Regions from separate parts of the Homo sapiens genome. Here region 2 is linked to region 1. The links are chromatin contacts, found by Hi-C or POLR2A ChIA-PET in ENCODE. All regions are on one chromosome and are shown on one strand. Each heading gives the region's core, a stretch centred on a gene start or an enhancer-like site at or near the end of the contact. The rest is flanking DNA. Distances are from core to core; before and after follow the strand shown. Region 1 holds the start of ATP8B3 (ATPase phospholipid transporting 8B3). Region 2 holds the start of TIMM13 (translocase of inner mitochondrial membrane 13).

Evidence for each region. Hi-C counts contacts between places; a loop is a spot of excess contacts on that map. ChIA-PET counts read pairs that join two places held with the same protein, here RNA polymerase II (POLR2A). Pooled maps may share reads with other maps.
Region 2: a map of B cell shows a loop between it and region 1 (11-fold over the local background). The contact joins the promoter of TIMM13 here to the promoter of ATP8B3 in region 1. A Hi-C loop is called at or near these places in 1 of 168 maps with a recorded cell type or tissue (B cell) and 5 of 50 pooled maps. POLR2A ChIA-PET finds 5 or more read pairs at or near these places in 2 of 52 experiments (A673 and B cell).

The regions. Positions count from the first base shown.
Region 1 is chr19:1,810,262-1,814,435 of GRCh38, reverse strand. ATP8B3 (ATPase phospholipid transporting 8B3) reads left to right here and starts at 2,160. Exons shown (of 29, transcript NM_138813.4): 1 at 2,160-2,250; 2 at 2,552-2,947; 3 at 3,753-3,814. The coding sequence starts at 2,700. RefSeq lists enhancers at 1,367-1,526, 1,907-2,652 and a silencer at 2,077-2,446.
Region 2 is chr19:2,426,336-2,430,509 of GRCh38, reverse strand. TIMM13 (translocase of inner mitochondrial membrane 13) reads left to right here and starts at 2,924. Exons shown (of 3, transcript NM_012458.4): 1 at 2,924-3,096; 2 at 3,186-3,254; 3 at 3,464-4,174. The coding sequence starts at 2,977. The coding sequence ends at 3,562. LMNB2 (lamin B2) reads left to right here. Exons shown (of 12, transcript NM_032737.4): 12 at 1-2,344. RefSeq lists enhancers at 2,454-2,603, 2,688-3,433, 3,434-4,174 and a silencer at 3,154-3,243.

The DNA.
Region 1 (4,174 bases), core at 911-3,410:
GTGACTAGTGACTCTCCCACCTCTTCTGTAAAGGAGTTGTTTTCTTTTTCTTCTTTATTTTTGAGACACAGTCTCGCTTTGTCACCCAGTCTCAGCTGGCTGCAACCTCTGTCTGCCGAGTAGCTGGGATTATGGCTGTGCCATCACACCTGGCTAATTTCGTATTTTTAGTAGAGATGGGGTTTCACCACGTTGGCCAAGCTGGTCTCGAACTCCTGACCTCAAGTGATCCACCTGCCTCGGCCTCCCAAAGCGTTGGGATTACAGGCATGAGCCACTGTGCCCGGCTCTGTGTTCTAAATAAATGGCGCAGGCGTGTATGCGCTCTGTTTCTGTGCATTCCCATGTGATGTCTGCCTCCCCCTTCCCAGAACGCACCTGGTGCCTCAGGACATAGCCCACGGGGGGTCCCAAGGCTGGCCAGCCCTGGCTTCAGCCCCCAGGGACTCCCTTCAGCTTGTGAAGCCACCTGTTGCCACTGGAGGCTTCAGGGCCTTTGCACAAGTGCCCTGGGCAAGCTCCTGCCCCCAGATAGTGCCCCCTGCGAAGGCTGGGGTGGGGGAATCTGGTCCTCACAGCTGCACCCAACCAGGTCTCTTCTAAAGTTTATTAGAACAGTGTGTTCAAACTCCCAGCCCCGGCTTTTTTTCGTAACCACTGAGCAAGCAAGCAAGCACAGGGGAAGTGTTGAAGGAATGAAAGGAGAGAAGTCAAACACAGTGGCCTGCCTGCCTGCTTGTGGTCCCAGCTACTCTGGAGGCTGAGGCAGGAGGATCGCTTGAGCCCAGGAGGTGGAGGCTGCAGTGAGCTCTGATCGCACCACTGCACTCCAGCCCGGGTGACACAGTGAGACTCTGTCTCCAAAAAAAGAGAGGTTCCCTGGCAGCCTCCAGGGCCAAGCAGGCTTCCAATTTGGGCTTCCAAAGAAAGAGGGTTTGTGATCACCGAGAGCCCTCAGGTGGTTGCCGCTTTGATGGGGGAGGTGGCTTCCCTATCCCCCTCCACCCATGTTTGCCTCTCCCTTTGGGCCCTCACCCCAGGTAGCCTCACTCTTGGGGGCATTTCATCTTCAGCAGCCCCTCCGCACACACTTTCTGACCCTGGCTCCAGGCCCTATCGCTGGCCTGGACCCGCCCTAGCCTCGTCGCTGAACTCACCCCTGCCACTTCTTCAGTAAGGATCCCTGAGCCCCTGCCACCTGCTGGAAAGAACCCTGCGGGCTTCCTCTTGGCCTTAGGGTGGTCTCAATGGCTATAACCGCCTCTCCCCAGCCTGGTGCTCAGCCCTGCATCTGCGCCTAGGAGGCGCTCGTTGAACGTGTATGGGATGAATGAACGAACCCAGGACACGGATCAGACATGACTTACATAACCGCCGTTACCTGTGGTCCTTCCTCCTGCACTCTGCCACGCTGGCCGCACCAGCCTCAGCCCCGTCAGGTCTGCAAGGCCCATTCCGACCTGACCCAGGCCCACCTTTCCAAGAACCCTTCCAACCCCGCCCTGCGGTGCAGGTTCTTTCTGCTCCCTGACCAAGCCCGGCCCGGCCCTGCCCTGACACCCTCTTCCCTTTCAGGCTCCGCCCCTGCACTGGCACTGCTCCCTAAGGCCCTCCCAAGGCCCTGCCTTCTGTCCTGGACCCACCCTGAGCGCCCTCCTACCCTGACCCTGCTCTGCGCGGCCCCGCCTTCCTCCTTTGTAACGGCTCCGGATCCCAGCCCCGCCCCTACCATAACACTGCTCCGCAAGGCCATGCTCAACCCCGCTTCCCGCTCTGGCCAAGCCCCTGAGTCCTGGCCCCGCCCCTACTCTGACTTTGCTCAGCGAGACCCCGCTCGTCCTCGCCTTCCTTCTAGTCCCTTCCCCAAAGTCCCGGCCCCTCCCCAGACCCAGGCACTGCTCCCGAGCGTCTTCTATCCCGGCCTGTTCTGCGAGGCTCTGCGAGGCCCCGCCCTTCGGCCGTGACCGCGTCCCTGAGGCCTGGCCCCCATCCTGCTCGGCCGTGCTCCGCTCGGCCCCACCCTCGAGGCCCCGCCCCTTCTTCGCCTTGGCCCCACCCACCCCCTCCAGGCCCCGCCCCCGGCCCCCTTCCGGGGTCCGAACTGGCTCCACCTTCGCCTTGGCCGGGCCCCGAGGCCCCGCCCCGAGATCCCGCCCCCCGTTTCAGGACCGTTGGCACCGGGCTAACGGTTCCACCACGTCCGCCGCCCTGGACGCCCGCGGCCTGCCCCCCCCTGCCTCTCCTGCGCCGGTGAGCGGCGGGTGCTCCCACTGCTGTGCGTCCCCGGGAGCCCGCGCACCCTCTCTGGGCTCCACCCAGGCTGAGAGCTGGGGTCGTGGCGGCGGGGGTGGAGAGCGCGCCCCTAGAGGTTCGCGCGGTCGGGGCCCCGGGGCGGGTGCAGACAGCCCTGGACTCTGGAGCCCTGTCCAGGGCGGTCCTGTGCCCCTGCGGCTGCGGGAAGACGGGGTGGGGGGCTTCCGAGTAATGGGGCATCCCAGTTAGTGAGGGGGCAGGAAGCCAGCGCTGTGTCCGTGTCTCTTTCTGCCCCCAGATACACTTCGAGTGGATTCTGGCCATTTGAGCATTCTCTCCAACTCTCCAATCCCCAGTCTGCCCCCACGGGGGTCTCCCCCACCTCTCCCCCGTCCCACAGCCTAAACCCCTCTTCGCCCTGAACCTCCCTTTTCCTCATGCGGTGAATGGGCACTGGCCCCGCTCAGACTCCCAGGAGCACCAGAGCTGGCCCTGAGCCAAGCCCTGCCCCACCAGGACCTGGGGACACGGGTGACTCAGACGTGACTCAGGAAGGCTCAGGTCCTGCTGGCATCCGCGGAGGTGAGACGGTGATCAGAGCTGGGATGGGAGACTCCCCAGGCAGAGGGGCACCTGAGAGGAGGCACAAGGCCCAGCCTGGCCGGGCTAGGAAGTATGAATGGAGACCAGAAGGGTGAGGACGGGTGCATCGGGTGGCCGGAACACAGGGGCAGGGGCTTGGCGGGGAGGGCACTGCTAGAGAGCTGGCAGGTGGGGGGCCAGTTGCTGGCGTCTAGGGGTGGTTTGCCCATCCTCATAGGGGGCCAAACCAGGGCCCCCGGTGCAGGGCTAGAGCCAGACCCACATTCCTGAACCTGCTAGTGGAGAAGATTCCAGGATCTTCTGACGATGTCCGTCTGCCTCCATCGCCCCCATCAGAGTTTGCTGCCCAGCCTGGGGGGGTGAGGAGGGGAGTGGCCATGCCTGACCCTCATGCTGTGTTTTGAGATATAACATATAGCCCGGGGGTCCCATTCAGTCAGTGAACAGATGACTGAGCCCCTAAGCTGGTGCCACATGGGGAGAGGGGCAGGAGGCCGTCAGTGAAACCAGGAGGAGGTGAGAGTGGTCCTTTCAGGAAAAGCGAGGTGTGGGGAGCAGTGGCCGGAGGCTGGCATGGCCAGAGGCTGGCATGGCTGGCGGTAGAGTCCTTCTAGGCTGTACTGGCGGGAGGCGACCAGGGTGGCTGGCGGGGGACACTGGCAGATGGGCTGTTGCAGGTTTGAGGATCATCTTGGGGTCCCCTAGGTCTCAGGATGTCCAAGGCAAGACACACAGCCTATGGCTGGACATTCAGAGCCTGGCGGGGAGGCTGCAGATGAGTGTGGGAGGTAGCATTTGAGAGGGTCGGCCCCTAGGCTGTGAGCTCCTTGAAGACCGAGTGGTGCCCAGCAAGGGCTGGGGTCACTGCTGTGACCCGGGGCCCTTCTCTCCCACAGCCCCACCAGCATGGGCAGCCTCGGCCAGAGAGAAGATCTCCAAGATGAGGACAGGAACTCAGGTGCTGATCCTGGGCAGAGGGGGCGGTGCAGGTGGGAGGGATTATGAAGTTCAGGGCTGGCCAGGCGTGGTGGCTCTCCCCTGTAATCCCGGCACTTTGGGAGGCTGAGGCGGGTGGATCACTTGAGGTCAGGGGTTCGAGAGCCTGGGCAACATGGAGAAACCCCGTTTCTACTAAAAGTACGAAGATTAGCTGGGCGTGGTGGCGTATGCCTGTAATTCTAGCTACTTGGGAGGCTGAGACAGGAGAATCACTTGAACCCAGGAGACCCAGGAGGTGGAGGTTGCAGTGAGCTGCGATTGTGCTACTGCACTCCAGCCTGGGTGACAGAGCGAGACTCCATCTCAAAAAAAAGAAAAA
Region 2 (4,174 bases), core at 1,675-4,174, 620 kb before region 1:
GCTTTCTACAAAACCAAATTCAGAATCCAGGCGTCGACCTGGTGGGGCCCGGGGCCAAGCCTGCATTCTGGCTGCCCAGCTTCGGACAGCGGGAACTCCTCAGGCAGCCACGCAGCGGGTGTGGGCCAGCATGGGGATGGCGTGGCCCCCAGGGCGGGTTTTCACTCCGCTGCCTGGGCTTCCAGATTCCCGTTCTGGCAGCGCACCGGCCGGGTTTCTCGGACCGTTGACTTTATTTGGGGGAGTTTTCCCGCAGTTCAGTTCCTGACTGTGCAAGGCCAACAGGGCAGGGGAGGGGAAGACCTGGGGAAGGAAGAATGAGGACAGTCCCGTCGTAAGACCTGTCACAACAATAAGCAGGGAGGGGAGATGTGGAGGGGACACATCTGGTTGCCTTGGAGGCAGAAGCTGTGAGTTTCAGAACAGCTGTCTGCAGGGAACGCCACCATGTTGACCCTCTGGAGGAGAGCGCTGTGGAGCCCCTCCCGTGTTCCAGCTCCGTCTGCCCTGTGCCTATATATACACATGCGTCTATCCATACTGTGCTTTTATCTGTGATTTTCTCGCTGAAACCATGTTTCTCAGACAGGCCAAGGCCACCTGACTCCTATCACGACGCACCCAAGCCCCTCAGTCCAGCTTCCCAATGCCTGGCACCCCCCTTCGGCAATAGCTCACCGTTTACACCCTCCCTCATAGATACACAGAAGTTATTTTTTTAATGGATATTTATTTTTTTACATTGGTCAGTACACAGGTCAGGAGCTCACGCCAGGGCCTTGAGGACAGGCTGACCCTCCTCCCCGGGGTGGCGTGGGGCTGGGGCACCCTCCGACGGCAGAGCCTCCTTCAGAAAGTGCAGCTCAAGTCTTAAAGACACCAAAACTGAGCCATGGGCACGCGCCGTCTCCGGGCCATGGCGTTCACTGCAGGGCGGGGGCGGCACCGCTCCCCTGTGACTGCATCCCGCCTCCCTGGGGACCTGCCTGTGGCAGGAAGGAATGGGGGGCCCCAGCCCCAGGCCGGGAAGGAGCCAGCGGCCGACAAAGCAGAAACACCCGCTGCTCCACGTAGCCCCTGCTCGCTGTCCTTGCTCTCAGAAGTCCCGGTCCCATGTAGATAGAGGGGGGCGCATCTTACCAAAGCATTTCCTCCTGGAGGCTACGCCGCTGTGCTCCCAGTCAGGCGGCTGGTAGGGAGCTTTGCCTGCCCCGGGGATACCCTCTGCCAGCCGCTGGAAGTGGGAATGCTGGCGACAGACTGTGTCCTCTTTCCCACCTTCATAGCAGGAATCACCCGGACCCGACTGGCTGGGCTTCGTGCTAGCGAGGGTTCTGGGGGTGGGTCTTGGTGATCTTGTCCTATGGGGAGTCTGCAGTGGTCTCAGCCACATCCTATGTATTTTGGCTCTGGAGGAGCAAAGCTGTATCCTGGAGTTGGTCTGTGATTTGCCGACAGCCTTGCAGGCTGGGCTCAGGGACAAAGTCCCCCCCAAAACCCGCAGGTCCTCATGTCCAGACGCTGCCCAGTCCTGTCCTGAAAACAGCACGCCCCAGGCCCACAGAACCCCCCACCCTACATTTGCCTTGGGTGGAGCTGGGGGTGGTCCTAGGACTGCGGGTGCCCTTAGCTGAAGGGGGTGGGGAGAAGCGTGGACTGGGCAGCCTGTGGGTAATTGGAGGTTCATTGAGAATTGAGTCTTTGGAAACACTAAGAAAATCAAATTTTTAAAAGTTATTTATGGCCTGGGAAACAATTTGCATTTGTCCCCAAATACGCTTAGCTGTGTGCCGCTTAGAACGATGCGAAACCATCCCTCTGTGTAAGCCCGTGCCGTGTGACTCGAAGCCTAGCGCCCTCCCTGCGAAGCATCAGACGCCACCCAGCCCTGGGGGGAGGCCCACGCCTGCTGGACCAACGCGGGTTCTGGGGTGCACAGCGCCAGGTTAACGCTGAAGCCTGCCCCGCTGAGCCCAGGAGCCGGGAGGCCTGCGGGCTGACCCAGAATCCGATCATGCACCTGTCCTCATGCCAGCGGCTTTGGCTGGGGTTGGTCTGAAGCCTGCACGCGGCAGTTCTTTGTTAAAGATCTGAGGGACTCCTCAGTCCTGGGGCGTCGCCGCCTGCAGCCTCTTCCAAGCCCTGCGTCCAGCGAGCGTCACAGCACAACCTGCAAAAACGGAGCTGGGCTGCAGCTGGGGCTGGCATGGACTTTCATTTCAGAGATTCGGTTTTTAAGAAGATGCATGCCTAATGTGTTCTTTTTTTTTTCCAATGATTTGTAATATACATTTTATGACTGGAAACTTTTTTGTACAACACTCCAATAAACATTTTGATTTTAGGTTCTGCCTCTGAGTTTATTCCTGAGGGGAAGCTCGAGCCGGGGCCTCTGCCCTAATGAAGCGGATGTCTAAGAAAGATCCCTCCACCCCCAAGGAAAAAGGTCACTGGCTAGTGTAGCTAGTGTAAACAGGACCCAGGCGATGCATGGGACCCTGCCCTTTTTTTTCTAGTGAGCCTCCGACGCTGTTGCACAAGCTGACTCTTCGTCACGTGATGCGACCGGGCTCCGCCCCGGCGGCAACACGCTGTATAGACGCGCCGGGTGCCTCGTGCGCATGCGCGGCAGGCCCTTCGGGACGAGCTGGAGGCAGAGCGTGAGTACAAAGTGATCGGCCTCGGCCGCACGTAGTAGCCCCCCTACTCCCCGGCCAAGTCAGGGCCTCCCTCTTCCCGCGGAGTCGCAACCACGGGTAGCTCGTGTAGGTAACGGCAGGTCCAGGCCTCCGCATGAGCGGAGGGCCCCCCGCGCGACCTTGAATGGCCCGGGCGCGCGCGGTCGTGTGGGAGTTGTAGTCCTCCGTCCCCGTCCGCGCGGACTCCGTTTCCCGTGGTGCCCCGGGCGGCCCGCTTCCGGCGCAGTTAGTTACGAGTCGGCGCACGCGGCCTCGGTCCGGTTGACTTTGCGGAGCCATGGAGGGCGGCTTCGGCTCCGATTTCGGGGGCTCCGGCAGCGGGAAGCTGGACCCAGGGCTCATAATGGAGCAGGTGAAAGTGCAGATCGCCGTGGCCAACGCGCAGGAGCTGCTGCAGGTGCGGGGCTGGCCGGGGACGGGCGCTGGGGGCGACAGGGCCACCCCTGGGGGCCGACGTCGCGGCTAAAGCCTCGCGTGTCTCCACAGAGGATGACGGACAAGTGTTTCCGGAAGTGTATAGGGAAACCTGGGGGCTCCCTGGACAACTCCGAGCAGGTGAGACCCGCGGAGGTTCGGGGCAAGGGTCGCGAGGGCCTAGATTCGAGGGGGGAGGTGTCTGCGCGTGCGCAGACTAACGGGGAGGTGCGACGGAGTGGTCACTGCACGTGCGTAGTCTGCAGCCCGGGCGTCCTGGAGCCGGGGTCAGGGCGGTCCCCGGGGCCGCGAAGTCCCGAGCTGAGCCGTGCGCCCCTCCGCTCCCGCAGAAGTGCATCGCCATGTGCATGGACCGCTACATGGACGCCTGGAACACCGTGTCTCGCGCCTACAACTCGCGGCTGCAGCGGGAACGAGCCAACATGTGACCGGCGAGCGCGGGCCACCCCACCCTGTTCATTTCCATAAACGTGCTTTGAGAGGCGGGGTCCGCATGTACGTACTGCCTGCCCGGGGCTTAGGAGGGTGGCACCGGTGCTGGGACACACGGGACTGTGTCCTCGCCACCCCCCGCCCTGCCCCCTGCCAGCCAGTGCAGCTTGGATCTCGGGGGTGTGGGGCCCTGTGCCTTCCTGAAGTGCTGGCAGCCCAGTGGCACCTCCTTCAGGCCTTTGGGGTATTCCCCTAGTGTGCCCAAGTCAGCCTCATATTCTGGGCGGACAGCTTGTCTGGACTTCGGAGTTGGGGGTGGTCAGACACCACAGGAGCTGTCACCTCCTGCGGATGGGCAAATAAATTGGTGGAGGACGGAGAGAAACCTCTTTATTTCCCTCCTGAGGGGTCTCTGGGAAGAGGTGACGCGTGTCCCTGGAACCCCAGCTCGGAGGGTCTCAGCCTCCCCTGGGTTGGGAGAAGTCCATCTTTCCCCTTAGTGCCACCGGGCTGCTGAGTCACGAGGAATGTGTTGCTGCTGCCACCCCTGCCCCAAAGGCTAAGGGGGACAGCCTTCCCCTTGTCAGGGCTTGCTTTGACCCTGCTTC